Linked DNA regions of Homo sapiens: region 2 is linked to region 1. A link is an interaction called in ENCODE POLR2A ChIA-PET data of the cell type or tissue named here. Cell type or tissue: B cell. All regions are shown on one strand. Links, peaks and the distances in the headings refer to the core of each region. The heading gives the core; the rest is flanking DNA. Region 1 has its middle 9.7 kb from the start of IL17B. Region 2 overlaps CSNK1A1 (casein kinase 1 alpha 1).

The links. ChIA-PET counts read pairs that join two places held together with the same protein. Peaks named below come from ENCODE experiments on the same cell type or tissue, not always from the same donor. Only the 100,000 strongest peaks of a DNase experiment are listed, where the experiment ranks them.
Region 2: POLR2A ChIA-PET joins it to region 1 with 5 read pairs; 5 of 35 experiments call an interaction of 5 or more read pairs at or near these places.

Annotation. Positions count from the first base shown.
Region 1 is chr5:149,385,095-149,392,826 of GRCh38, forward strand. It overlaps a transcript of IL17B not described here. Among named protein-coding and RNA genes, the nearest start is that of IL17B, 9.7 kb to the left of the region's middle. RefSeq lists an enhancer at 69-569. In B cell, for the core only: no CTCF peak of the experiment used is centred there; no DNase peak of the experiment used is centred there.
Region 2 is chr5:149,537,179-149,544,910 of GRCh38, forward strand. The region is part of intron 2 of CSNK1A1 (casein kinase 1 alpha 1); the gene reads right to left. Among named protein-coding and RNA genes, the nearest start is that of CSNK1A1, 10 kb to the right of the region's middle. RefSeq lists a silencer at 3,795-3,998 and an enhancer at 7,715-7,732. In B cell, for the core only: no CTCF peak of the experiment used is centred there; no DNase peak of the experiment used is centred there; H3K27ac peaks cover 424 bases.

The DNA.
Region 1 (7,732 bases), core at 1,429-6,428:
TTAGAAACAGGGTTTCACCATGTTGGACAGGCTGGTCTTAAATTCCTGACCTAGAGTTCGACACCAGCCTGACCAACATGGAGAAACTCCGTCTCTACTAAAAATACAAAATTAGCCGGACGTGGTGGCGCATGCCTGTAATCCCAGCTACTCAGGAGGCTGAGGCAGGAGAATCGCTTGAACCTGGGAGGCAGAGGTTGCAGTGAGCCAAGATCGTGCCATTGCACTCTAGCCTGGGCAACAAGAATGAAACTCCATCTCAGAAAAAACAAAAAAAAATCCTGACCTCATGATCCGCCTCAGCCTCCCAAAGTGCTGGCATTACAGGCGTGAGCCACCGTACGCGGCCAGTTTTTGAGCTTTTAAAGTTCCCTTCTAGCCTTGAGAGGTCCAGATCTGATGTCCAAGGCCTCAGGCCCCCATGTGGGGCTGTCAGGCCTGCTGTAACTCACCCAGACCTGGGACAGGAAGGAGTGCGAGAGAGCCTGTGGGGGACGTGGAATAAACAGCCTGTCTCCAGGGCAGACAGAGGCGCCAGGCCCCCTGCCCACTGGAGTGTCCTCCCCTCAGTCCCGGGGGATGTTTATCCTCTGCTCAGAGTTTACAGGACGTCTGGATTCACAAGATCTGGAATTCTGACTTTTCCCCCAAAGCTGTCAGCGTCTCCTCTGGCTGGGTGGGTCTGGGTCTGTTTTGGGTGGAAGGCCCCAACCCTGCCCTCAGCAGAAGCAGGAAACGGGTACAGAACAAAAAAAGTCCTCTTCAGCCCCCCAGAGCCGCTCCTGGCAGAGGAAGAGGCCACATCTGTGGGGACGTGAGAAGAAAACGTCAACATCTCCCAGCAGCTGCGTAGGGAGAGGAGTCCTGGGGGCTCATGGGTGGCAGGGGCTCATGGGTGGGGCAGAAAGGACTTCTTTTGCAGGTTGGGTTCAAAGGCCTGCACCCCGAACATTAAGCTACAAACCGATGGTACTTATCAAAGTCTGCCTTGCATATTGGCCTCTGTTGTTGGGTCAGAGAGTGCTGTTTTTATTGTGGTTGTTTTGGTGTATTGTGTGAGTGCAAATTTGTGGGTGGTGTCTTGTATGTGTGTGTTTTGTTATTGTTTTAAGAGCCATCAGGTAGGAGCTGTTCACAGACAGCAAGCATGTCTTACTCACAGATGCGGCTCTCAGCACCTGGCTCAGGGAGCTTGGGGCTGGCTTGCGATTAGGGCAGGATTAGCAGAGGAACGTCCTGAGAGCTGTGCACAACACAACACTTAGAGCACAGGCAGCAACTCTGACACACATCACATCACCCTTGATGGCCGTAGCCAAGGCCTCTATCCTCATCCTCCTGACCCCTAGAAAACTCACAGGCGTGAATCTCCCCCTGGACTCCCTGCAGGAGCTTATCTCTGTGGCCTGAACTGTTAGGAGGCAATGTTGACAAGCTGCTTCTGGTGGAGGTTTAAATATCTTGCCTAGGATGTTCTATAAGTTTCTAGGAGCTGTGACCTTCAAGGAATTAGCCTATGGACGATGAAGGACCTTTGAGAGTTATTGAGGAGGGTTCATTCCAATTCATTTCACAAATATATATTGAACACCTACTATGTGCCAGGCACTGGGGATATAGTGGTGAACAACTAAAATAGTTCTTGTGTCACCAGGCTGGAGTGCACGGTGGTGCAATCTTGGCTCACTGCAACCTCTGCCTCCCGGGTTCAAGCGATTCTCATGCCTCAGCCTCCCAAGTAGCTGAGGTTACAGGCATGCACCACTATGCCTGGCTAATTTTTGAATTTTTAGTACAGATAGGGTTTCATCATGTTGGCCAGGCTGGTCTTGAACTCCTGAACTCAAGTGATCTACCCGCCTCAGCGTCCCAAAGTGCTGGGATTACAGACATGAGCCACTGTGCGTGGCCTATTCCTGAGCTTATGTTCTAATGCAGGATGAGGAATCTAACAGTATCGATATTTTAGGACCAGCCCACAGCTCAGGGGCTCTTGCTGGGCCCCTCTCCTCTCAGTCCTGTGCACCTCCTGCATGCATGGGAACTGCTGGATCTTCTGGGAAGCCCATGACCTCAGCCCTCGGGGCATGTGGAGGAAGGTACAATGTCTCCAGAATGTGAAATCTTGCCAAATTTCCATTGGAAGGTCAGTTCTCATAAATACTGTGAGGAAAGAGGAAGAAATGGCTAGTGTGGAATCTGACCATTTCCAAAGTCTGGTTCCCAGGAAAGAAGCCTCGGTAATTGCTCTAATGTGAGAAGGCAGCTTCAAGGTTTATGGCTGTGGGAGATGGAAGGTGTCCAGCCAAGGACCCACGCAGATGCTGATGACAATTGCGTGATGGTAAAAGGGTTACCCCTGAAGCACTCTACAATTTGAAAAACACTTTTAGCTCAGGCGCCGTGGCTTATGCCTGTCATTTCAACACTTTGAGAGGCCGAGGCAGGAGAATTGCTTGAGGTCAGGAGTTCAAGATGAGTTCTGGCAACATAGCGAGATCCTCGTCTCTACAAAAAAATAATTTAAAAATTAGCCAGGCGTGGTGGCATGCATCTGTAGTCCCAGCTACTCAGGAGGCTGAGAGGCGAGAGGATCACTTGATCCCAATAGGTCAAGGCTGCAGTGAGCCGAGATCACACCACAGCACTCCAGCCTGGGTGACAAAGCATGCCCCTGTCTCAAAAAAAAAAAAAAAAAAAAAGGAAAGAAAAAGAACACTTTTACATCCATGACTTTTATTTACTTGCTGGATCAACACGTGAATGTAAGTATTTTACAGAAGAAGAAATTGAGGCCATACAGTGAGGAGAAAAGGGACAGAGCTTGGGATGTAAGTTGGGCCCCTGAGGTCCCTTTAACCATCAGCTACCCTAACCTTTGCCCCAGCTTAGGGAAAGTGAATGAGCACTGGAACCAGCAGCAGTTAGAGGTGGGTGCCTGTCATTAGGCAGCAGACACAGAGCACCGAAGGATATCCAAGTTATTTCTGCCATGGTCAGCTGTGCTTTATGGACAAATCTACATTGGAGAGAAATGTGTCTGGTGAGAGGGCTCCATGCCAGAGGGATAAGTTTTCTGAGTCAGCTCTGGAGAGAATTCAGGGGTCAGGCTGACCCTGATCTTTCTCTCCCCAGCAGTGTGCTCTTAGAAAAACCTAGGATTGTTTGGCCCTTCAGTCTGGCCATCACATGGCTATGTTCATAAATTCTTGTCTTCCATATTGGGATTCCCTTGTATTCTATCCCATTATCTCAACCACAGAGCTAGCTCTGACCCTGGCATTCCAGAATCACCTACAAATCTTCTCATTTTTTAGTCAATTTCTTAGACTCAAGCTCAACAGGATCATCAGGATCATTGTGCTGGCTTCTCAGTGATACTATTGTATATGCTCCCCAGCCTTTTATTAGCGTTTTAAATGTCTGTCTCCCTGCTTCTTCCATCTGCTGACTGCAAACTGACTCTTTGCGAATATACAGAGCAAAACTGTTCCCTCAGCCCCAAGGCAAGCAGTATCGGTCAGTATAGGCCAAGTTGCACTGCAGTAACAAGCAACCCCCAAATCTAAGAGGCTCGACCCAGCAAAAGTGTCCTTATCCCTATGCTACATAGCCTGTGCAGGCTAGCAGGGCATGCTGCGCTTATCAGAATCATGCAGAGACATGGTGATGGAAACTTCATCACAACACTTGCTTCCACAAGTACAAAAACAGAGTCAGAGGTCTGTAGACAACAGATCTGCAGAGGTCAAAAATCAGGTTCTGGAGTCTCTGCCCCAGCCACATATTTCCTTTGAGCAAATTCATCTCCTTAATTGTCAGTTCCTCATCTGTTAAATGAGGACAATGAGAAAGTACTGACTTCACAGGTTTGCTATGAGGCTGAGAGGATGGGTGTAAGGCCATAACGTAAAGTCTAGTTCACAGGAAGAACTCAGTAAATGTCGGCTGATAGGAAGTTGGCAGAATATTCTGTTCACTTAATTGTGGCTACCATCTCCAGAGAGAACAACCCTGGTTCTTTCCACTGTTCCTTGCTTTAACCAGTTTAATTTCTTTGAAGAGTTAAGGAATTGTCTCTTCCTAATTAATTGTCAATGTCATATTATTTTTGATGCATTTTTATCCCATCAGAGAGATTCAAAGCTGAGGCAGAAAAAGGTCTATGTGTCTTGCTAACCCCAAACTAGATTTATCCAGTTCAACTTTCATTACCAAGTCTTTGTGAGAAGTCCAAAGAAGGAAGATCAAATTTGGAAAAGAAACTTTGCTTGATATAAAACTCAATGGCAGAGAGACAGAGAAATCAAACTGGAATGTCAGAATTGGAGGGGACTTTTGGAACAAGAGCCATCATCTCCTCTCTTTTACAGATGGGAAAACAGAAGTCCAGAGAGGAAAAGAGACTGATAGAGTGTCACACAGCAATTCAGTGTCAGAGTTGGGACCAGAATCTACTTCCTTTAATCCCAGTCATGGGGCTTTCCATGTACTACATAAGGGGACAACATTCTTCAGCACTGGGATGGGGAGGAGGGGATCTCCTGGAATTATAGCTTGTCCTCATTTCACAGAGTTGTACTCCAGCAGAGCTGTAAAGTTAAGAGTCCTATAAACATTACCTTATTAAGGCTTCTTAGAAACCCAAGGTCACAAATCCTCTGGATCATGGGACATGAGCTGAGCATCCAGTGAACAAACAGATGGTAATGTTACATTTTTCACTTCGTTAATGCAACCTGGCTTCTAATTATAGGATTTGTTTAACGGTCCTGGGTGGTTTACGAAGGCTTGGAGTCAGCCTGCAGCCCTGAGCATGGCTGAGGAGTATCAGACCGGGAGACATGGGCAGGGGTTGGGGCCTCAAGGCAGGGAGGGGAGACGAGGACAAACAGAGTCAACTTCAGCCAAGGCCTGGAAGGGGATATTTAATTTTCCCTAGTCCCACTAACCGAGTTGCTCCCAGTTGGAAATCATTTCTAATAACGTCTCTGGTGCCATAACCCTTTCATACATGGGTGGTGAATATGAATTTGTTCTACAGGAGGCAGGTGAAATAATTATCATGTTACTCTAGTCATCCATGTCAAATTGAATTCCCCTGCTATTACTGGTATTAGTGACCCCCCCCCTCCCTGTCCCTGGGGAAAGATGGGTCAGGGGCCTGGCTCCATCTCTTTGTCCGTCACTATAGTTAAGCTCATGATCTAAGGAGGCAACAGGTGGGGACTGGTCGGGGACAGAATGGGATCATTATGAAGATGAAAGGCTCCCAGTCTCATGCAGCCAATCTGGGATACAAGGGTCTTGTGAAGACTCTCCCACGCCCAGATGCTTAAGGTCCAGCCCAGCTACCACGTAGTGACACCCCCCTCCTCATTCAGGGCTCTGTTGCAAGCTCAGCCTGGGCCCCCACCACTTAAGGAAACCCCCCCAAACCCTCATCATGTCCCAAGTTTTCCAAATCTCACAGCACCTCCATCCCTGAGTTAGCACACACACACACACACACACACACACACACACACACACACACAGAGATACACAAGGCCCTCCAAGTCCCTTCGCCAACCCAGCTCTGAAAACGCTTAAAGCTAGGTAAGTGATTTCCAAAGTAGGGTGTCATTTGAGGCTTAGGAAGACTATCAGGTCTTCTATTTTTACCTCTGTCTTTTCTCATTTCTATTTTTTATTTGTGTTAAAGGAACATATTAGTATAATAGCTCTTTATAGAATTTATAAATAAATATTTATTTTTAAAAATAACTTTAAATTAAAATTTTTTTAATAAACTGTTATTTATTGTTAGGAGTTTATGGTCAAAAAGGGTTGGGACCCCTGGACCAGGATTTTGGTTTTTTGTGGGGAGTTTTTCCTTTGTGTTTTGTTTTGTTTTGAGAGAACCTGATTCTGTCACCCAGGCTGGAGTACAATGGCGCTATCTCAGCTCACTGCAATCTCCACCTCCCAGGTTCAAGCCTCCCACCTCAGCCTCCTGAGTAGCTGGGATTACAGGCACCTGCCATCATCCCCAGCTAATTTTTGTATTTTTGTAGAGATGGGATTTTACCATGTTGGCCAGACTGGTCTTGAACTCCTGACCTCAGGTGATCTGCTCGTCTTGGCCTCCCAAACTGCTGGGATTACAGACGTGAGCCACTGCGCCCAGCGTTGGACCAGGATTTTGAACACAAAGCCTCTTAACTCTGGGTGGGATGGTCCCAGCCTGTCGGGACTGGGAAGAGCAGGGAGAAAGACACCCAGGCTTAGAGGCATGGAGAACCTCAGCCACGGGGGTGTCACCAAGTGACTGCCTGCCCCAGGCACAAAGTCTCTTTCCTTTAACACCAGGATAAAATGGCTTCAGTTCCCAACCCACACAATCAGAGAATGCAGGGAATTCTTCCCAATTTTAGAGTTTTAGGGGGCTTAAGTTTCTCCTAAATTAGTCCTTGGCACAGCCTGCTGTTTCACAGTGCTGGCTCCTGATTTGGGCTCCTGTCTCTGAGGCTACTACCCATTCCTCCAACCACTGGGCCCCCTAAGCACCTCTCCTTCATCTCTCAAGTGTCATTCCTGGGAATGCAATTCTGGAAGCATGGCAGGCCCGTCACTGAGCTGTCAGTGGAGGAGGGTGATTGAACTGTGTGCAATGGAGGACGGCGACTGGCCGGTGTGCAATAGAGGAGGGTGACTGACTGGTGTGCATGACTTCACCATTGGCTATAAGCTCTGCAAGCCTAAAGGTCACTGTCGTGACCCCAGGAACTTCTCATCGGCCTTGTCTCACATTAGTCCTCAGCCTCCTACAGTTCCCAGGCCTCCTCCTTCAAAGGATGTCCTCCTTTCTCCCCATGCCCTGCCCTCTTCCCCAGCTTCTCATCCCCTTACTCTCTCTCCCAGGCTGCCTGGAGAAACTCAAAATTTCTGTGACACAGGCCTCTTGTACATTGCAAGTGGGAGTACACAATGGTTACAACCTCCATGAGGGAGGTGGGTAACGGGATAGAGTAATATCTATGAGAATCACAAATGCACAAGGACTTTGATCCAACAATCGCTCTTCTACGCCTTTGTCCAACAGAGGCAGCCCCATGTGGAAATGACACAAAGACCAGGACAGGCTTTGCAGCATTGTTTGTAATCACAAAGGACTTTTACTTCTATCTTTTCTAATTTCTATCTTGTATTTGTGTTAAAGGAATCTGTTAGTACAATAGCATCCTCAAAGTGCTCATCCTTATAGGATGGGTTGCATGACTTATGGCACTTCCGTGCAGTGGAACCCTATCCAACCATTCAAAGAATGAGGCAGCCCGCTGTAGAATGATACACTCCAATAGCCAATAGCTGTTATTAAGTAAATGAAGTAAGGTGCATAAGAATGTGAATAGTACACCCCAATCTGTACCCCAAAAATGCAGGGACTGTACATATGTATACTTGTAAGTGTATGTGCTTGCATTTGCATAGACTCTCTGGAAGTCTATATAAAAATTTAGAGTGATTTTCTCTGGGGAGGGGAATGGGTTGATAAGGGAGTGGGGTTAGAAGGGAAGTTACTCTTCACAGAACACCCTTTGTACCTCTGTGATGGTGACAATGTATAGATATTATCTATTCAAACAATAAATACTATTTTTAAATGAAAACATAAATTGCTGTTACTGTATGCTGTGGATCATTTCATTCTCTCTCTTTCTCTCCCTCTGGAGGCTGGGCCCAAGAGGCC
Region 2 (7,732 bases), core at 1,836-6,835, 150 kb after region 1:
CAGCCTGGCCAACATGGTGAAACCCCATCTCTACTAAAAATACAAAAATTAGCCGGGTGCAGTAGTGGGCGCCTGTAATCCCAGCTACTCAGGGAGCTGAGGCAGGAGAATCGCTTGAACCCAGGAGGCAGAGGTTGCAGTGAGCCGAGATCGTGCCACTGTACTCCAGCCTGAGCGACAGAGTGAGACTCCATCTCTAGTGAAAAACAAACAAAAAACAGTTGACCAACAATGATAAAATGCCAACAACCAAGACAATACCATTTCCTACAACAGCCATAGCACTCAGCAAAATTCACTAACTACCCTCAACAGCTTGATACAATGGAGTGCCAAAACCTCAGCACAGAATTTCTCAGTGTGGTTCTCTGGTCTTTAGTAGAAATTCCTTGTGGTAATTACATTAAAAACAAACAAAACAAAACAAAGAAAAAAAATAACTCTTGGTCCCCACTCCAGAATTGGTCAAACAAAAATCTGATGGTAGAGCAGTGTAACCTGAATTTTTTACAAACTCTATAAGTGGTAATTATTTATACACAGCTGAGGTTGGAAAAATGCTGACTTAGAAGGATACACATGAATAGTCTTAACGGGGTCCTACTGTTGCAATTAACTAAGGCAATCTCTAAATGTTTCAGGGTACTGTTTGGGGCTCATCTCAATATGCTACCCTCTTAAGTAAACATTTATGTCCTCACATAGTTTGAGATTTAGACATCCTTCCTAATTTTCAGCAGGAGACAAATTCACAATTACATGCCAGGCTCACAGCAGATGCTCAAAAAGAATGCAAGCCTCACAAAATCATTGTCTGTTCAATGAAGTGTGCCCAGTTTTTTTTTTTTTTTTTTTTTTTTTGAGACGGAGTTTCGCTCTTGTTGCCCGGGCTGGAGTGCAATGGCGCGATCCTGGCTCACTGCAACCTCCGCCTCCCAGGTTCAAGCGATTCTCCTGCCTCAGCCTCCCTAGTAGCTGGGATTACAGGCATGTGCCACCACGCCCAGCTAATTTTGTATTTTTAGTAGAGACGGGGTTTCTCCATGTTGGTCAGGCTGGTCTCGAACTCCCGACCTCAGGTGATCCGCCCGCCTCGGCCACCCAATGTGCTGGGATTACAGGCATGAGCCACCGCGCCCGGCTGTCCAGTTTCTTAAACTGTGACTGGCACAGGGTAGGTACCCTCAGGTGAATGTCAACTGAATGAAAGAAATGGTTGTTCTCTTCAACGTACTGTACAAGGTGTTGTATGTTAAATTCACCAAGAGAGTCTCAAACTATCAGAGCTCTCGTTTGAAGAATAGAAGCTAACAACACTCACTTCTCTAAGAGGGATAAAAAATAATATTATGGAGGTTCAAAAATGGGAACACTAGGATTTCTGTAAGTACAGCTTGGTGGTAATAATTTCAATCAAGGGCAAACAGCCAAACACAAAACCAAACTCAACCTAACAGTGAATGGCTGGGCACAGCGGCTCACATCTGTAATCCCAGCACTTTGGGAGGCCAAGGCAGCTGGATCACTTGAGACCAGGAGTTCGAGACCAGCCTGGCCAACAAGGAGAAACCCCGTCTCTACTAAAAATACAAAATTAGCCGAGTGTGATGGCGCATGCCTGTAATCCCAGCTACTCAGGAGGCTGAGGCAGGAGGATCACTTGAACCCAGGAGGCGGATGTTGCGGTGAGCCGAGATTGTGCCATTGCACTCCAGCTTGGGCAACAAGAGCGAAACTCCGTCTCAAAAAAAAAAAAAGAAAAAGAAAAAATTAAATGTATATAGATATATAATAAAAGTAGAATTTCATTATTGTACTTGGCACAATAAGAAACACAAGATACCTCTATGAGTAAGACAGTTCTCTCCTTCAAGGAGTTTCTAGAATGCATTATTGTAGGAATGCATCTGAAACATGTGAAGAGGTAAATGGTTTCATACATCGATTTTAGACACTTTCCAGAAATCAAAGCATTTGATTACATGGGATTATATGTACTTTCTGGTACTTTCCAGTATCATGATGCCTATTACAGGATTTCCTGAATTAATTCTAAGAGGAAATATATAAATTAAGAACACAGCCTTACAGCCTGAGCAACACAGTGAGACTCTATTTCTAAAAAATAAAAATAAAAATTAGCCAAGTATGGTGGTGTATGCCTGTAGTCTCAGCTACTTAGAAGGCTGAGATAGGAGGATCACTGGAGCCCAGGAGTTCAAGGCTGCAGTAAGCTATGATTGAGCCACTATACTCCAGGCCTAGGCGGCCGAGCAAGAACCCAACTCTTAAAAAAAAAAAAAAGAAAGAAAAGAGTATAGCCTTATTAGGTTGTAATTCTAGGAAAAGATGGGGGTTGATGGGGGTGAGTAGCAAAGCAAAAATTATTGTTATTAATTATTAATATACTATATTTTGGGGATTAATAACAATTATTAATTGTTACATATCAGAATCACCTGGGGAGCTTTTAAAAATCATGATACCTACGTCATATCCCAATTTAATTAAATCAAAATACTTGCAGTTAGGGATTAGTTGTCTTTTTTTTTTAACTTTGCCATTTGATTCCATTTGCAGCAAAATTTGAGAACCACTGGTAGAGCTGAAAGATGCAGTAGGACCTGTACAAATCACACATCAGCTGTGTGACTTTAGGCAAATTAACCACTTTGACTCACATACTTTATAAGAAACACCAACTTACAAGATTGGTGTAATGATTAAATGAGACCGTATGCAATGCCTGGATAATATTGGACTCTTTTTGTTGCATGCAGAGGGAAAAAAGAATGTTTAGCCACACTGAATTCAACCAATTATTCCCTTATTTCAAAAGTACTTATCAACATTACAAATAAATAAAAGGCAATTATACCTTAAAATTAGAACAAATCATTACATCAGAGAACAAGAGGCATCTTTTGTCCTACTGATTCCATCAATATATACTACACATTAAAAAACCCTTAAGACCTTGTTGGGCTTTCGAAAACCCTTTTACAAGTAAGAACTGACTTTACAAATTATAGAATTCATTCTATTAATAGGTTCAAATCTAGATGGCATCACAGGCAGAACCCTGACTCATAATACAATGCTCTTTCCATTTCCCTTTATGTTGAGGATTGAAATGTACTCTCTTCAGCTAAACCGTTTTGTGTAGCACTTCCAAAATCCCCATTAAAGGGCCATAACATACCCCACTGCTCACACCGACAAGAAAAAGGCAGTATTTTAGTTCTTCAAAGGAGAGCAAGGTAAAGATCTCAATTATCACTGAATACCATATTTACTACCATCACCTGCAACACAACCACCATCTGATAATTTTGTCAGATAAATCCTATAATGTACCTCATGGTGATAAACAGACTATTAATCTATAGTAAAACCAACACCAAAATAATGCTTAACTGGGGACTGGGGAGAAAAATAAGGCTTAGCTGTAATCCAAAAGACAGACTTAAAAAATAAATAAATAAAATAAAACTAACACTGTCACAGAATAGAACTTACCAAGGATGAGCAATGTGTGCATACAAAAAAAAAATCAAATAGTCCTTATCTCAACAGAGATGTAGGTTACACCAACATATGCATTTGTCAAAACTGATCCGGCAGGGTATGGTGGCTCACACCTGTAATCCCAGCACTTTGGGAGGTCGAGATGGGCGGATCACAAAGTCAGGAGTCCAAGACCAGCCTGGCCAATACGGTGAAACCCCATTTCTACAAAAATACAAAAAAAATTAGCCGGGTATGGTGGCGGGCACCTGTAGTCCCAGCTACTCCAGAGGCTGAGCAAGGAGAATCACTTGAACCCAGGAGGCGGAGGTTGCAGTGAGCCAAGATTGCGCCACTGCACTCTGGCCTGGGCAACAGAGCAAGACTGCATCTCAAAAAATAAAATTAAAAATAAAAATCCCACTAAAACATGCATTAGTTTATGCTATGTTAATACTGGTCAACCAATTTTGTTTTTTTTTTTTGAGATGGAGTCTCCATCTGTCACCCAGGCCAGAGTGCAGTGGCGTGATCTCAGCTCACTGCAACCTCCGTCTCCTGGGATCAAGCAATTCTCCTGTCTCAGCCTCCCGAGTAGCTGGGATTGCAGGCACCTGCCACCATGGCCAGCTAATTTTTGTATTTTTAGTAGAGACAGGATTTCACCATGTTGGCCAGGCTGGTGTCAAACTCCTGATTTCAAGTGATCCGCCCGCCTTGGCCTCCCAAAGTGCTGGGATTACAGGTGTGGCATGAGCTACCACACCCGGCCAGTCAACCAAAATTTTAAGAGCCATCTGAGATTGAAATTAGAAACAAAAACAGTAACACAATAAAGCATCATTTTACCTGTGTGCATACACTGAACACCAAGTTAAATGATGAAAGTTATGAAGACACTCATTCTTGACAGCAAAAATCCCTGGTGAACAGTGACAGATCATGAGAAAACCAAGACTTAATGATATTTTAGGTACAGCTTAAATATACTTTAAAACAAAATGATCTAGCCAGGTGCGGTGGCTCACGCCTGTAATCCCAGCACTTTGGGAGGCCGAGGCAGGTGGATCACTTGAGGTCAGGAGTTCGAGACCAGCCTGACCAATATGGTGAAACCTCATCTCTACTAAAAAAAATTAGCCAGGCATGGTGGTATATGCCTGTAGTCCTAGCTACTCAGGAGGCTGAGGCAGGAGAATCACTTGAACCTGGGAAGTGGAGGTTGCAGTGAGTCAAGATCACGCCATTGCATCCCAGCCTGGGCAACAGAGAAAGACTGCATCTCAAAAAAAAAAAAAAAAAAAAAAAAAGATCTAGGTCCAGAAATGACTAAAGCCAAGGATCCTTGATCCCTGGGCCACTGACCGGTATCCAGTATAGAAGCGAAGTGAAGCTTCATCTGTATTTACAGCCACTCCCCAAAGCTGGCATTACCGCCTGAGCTCAGCCTCCTGTCAGATCAACAGAATTAGATTCTCATAGGAACGCAAACCCTGCTGTGAACTGCACATCAGAGGGATCTAGGTTGTGCATTCCTTATGAGAATCTAATGCCTGACGATCTGTTACTGTCTCCCATGACCCCCAGATGGAAGCAGGTAGTTGCAGGAAAGCAAGCCCAGGGCTCCCATTGATTCTACATCAAGGTGAGTTGTATAATTATTTCATTATATGTTACAATGTAATAATAATAGAAATAAAGTGCACAATAAATGTAATGCACTTGAATCATCTCAAAATCATTCCCACCCCCACCCCACCCCCTACTTGCTCCAGTCTGTGGAAAAACTGTCTTCCACGAAACCTGTCCCTGGTGCCAAAAAGGCTGGGGACCACTGACTAAAGCCAAGGAATAACCCACATACTTTACATGGGTTCAAGCATTTACTCCGAAATGAGATACAAATTTATATATATATATATATATATATATATATATATATATATATATATATGTATATATATATATATATATATATATATATATGTATATATATATATATATATATTTTTTTTTTTTTTTTTTTTTGAGACAGAGGCTCGCTCTGTCACCCAGGCTGGAGTGCAGTGGCATGATCTCAGCTCACTGCAACCTCTGCCTCCCGGGCTCAAGCAATTCTCCTGACTCAGCCTCCCAAGTAGCTGGGACTACAGGCACACACCACCATGCTTGGCTAATTTTTGTATTTCAGTAGAGATGGGGTTTCACCATGTTGGCCAGCCTGGTTTCGAACTCCTGACCTCAGGTGATCCGCCCGTCTTGGCCTCCCAAAGTGCTGGGATTACAGGTGTGAACCACTGCGCCTGGCCACAAATTAATAATTTCCAGCAAGTTTTTATCCTGCAATCCACAGATTCAAAAGGGAGAATAAGAACACCCTGAATCGTAAGCATCTAATTAAATACAAATAGGTTACTTATATTTATGTAAGAGCTCTTCAGCTTGTCTATGAGGCAAAATGCCAACAAGTGAAGAAGTACAGGATGGCTCTCCAGTATCAAATGAAACGATGTGGAGTGTGTGAGAGGGCATGATTTGACCTTGACATAAGGGTGATAATGATTCTCAGAAGAACTGGAAGTTAGGACACTCCAGTAACTCCCCTGAGATTCAACAGTCTAATTTGTATTAGTAGGAATAGGGCTATATACATCTCTAACATTTTGTCCAGCTTAAAATGCTACCTAGCATTATTACATTATCTCATAAGCCAGTATAAAGCAGCTCTAGTATACCATGAATTCAGTTTCCCTTCAAGTTAAAAAGCACATTTCTCGTGATCTGTGACGTACGTTTTTCTGGTTTTTTTTTTTTAGTCCAAGCTAAGCATGGACACTGTAATATATCTTAATGAAGACATATCCAATGCAGCGTCATCTTTATTCTCTGATAACAGCCATTATGTTATTCACAGGATATATGCTCAGTGCCAAAGATAAGATTAAGCTGCTTTTAAAAGTGAAGAGTAAGGATTAACTAGTGCTTTATAAATACGTTCTAAAACATTTGACCTTCAGACACAGAGGGCAAAAATAGTGATTAAAACACACTAGGCAGCTGGGAGAGGTGGTATTCATCTGCAGTCCTAGCTACTCAGGAGGCTAAGAGGCAGGAGGATCATTTGAGTCCAGGAGTTTGAGGCTGTAGTGTGCTATTATCATACTTCTGAATAGCCACTGCACTCCGCCCGGGTGACAGAGCAAGAACCTGCCGCTAAAAATAAAAATAATAAAAGATGAAAGAAAAATAGGAAAAACAAGAAAGGAAGGCAAGTAGTAGACACAATATCAAACTGCTGGAATGCTTTTTTTCTAGCTACTATCCTTTGAAAATAGGTCTTAAAATTCCAGGACTAAAAGTCCTTAGGATCAATGAGGCCAGTGACACTTTTAAGTAGGGAACCCTTGTTCAAACAAAACCCTACCCAAAAGCTCAGTATGCAAAGGCAAATGGAAATGAGTATTTAGCTGGCAAAAGAAGGGTAGGCAGCCCTAAATCTTTCTATTCAGCACTCTCCTTCCCATTAGAACAATCCTTTTTTTATGTTCTAAATGAGGAAACAGATGGGCTTACACACATTAAGGAACTGACTGACTGTAGATGACCCAGTCAATATCACATGGCAGATCTACAGCTCAAACCTCCAAAACCTATCTAGATAAAGAATTTTTCGGTATGTCATAGTTGTTTCTTGGGTCATTGCACGGTGGCTGATGCCTATAATCCCAGCGCTTTGGGAGGCTGAGGCAGGAGAAGTACTTGAGCTCAGGAATGCAAGACCAGTCTGGGCAATATAGCAAGAGCCCATCTATATAAAAAAAATTTAAAAAAATTTTTAAATTGTTCCTTTGGAGAACTTAATTCAATTTAGAATGGAACACACAAAAAAAGGTTTTAACAGAAACTCAATACAGCTGACCCTTGAACAAAAGGGGCTTGAAATGCACAGGTCCACTTGTACACAGGTTTTTTTCTGCCTCTGCTACCCAAACAAGATCAACCCCTCTTCTTCCTCCTCAGCCCAAAGTGAGGATGATGAGGGTAAAGAGCTTTATATATATATATATATATATATATATAGTTATTGACCAATCATGTTATTGGTGAAGCTTCCAGTGAACAGTAGGCTAGTAGTAGTTAAGCTTTTGGGGAGTCAAGTTATACTTGGGGCCAGGTGCAGTGGTCCATGCCTGTAATCCCAGCACTTTGGCGGGCCGAGGTGGGT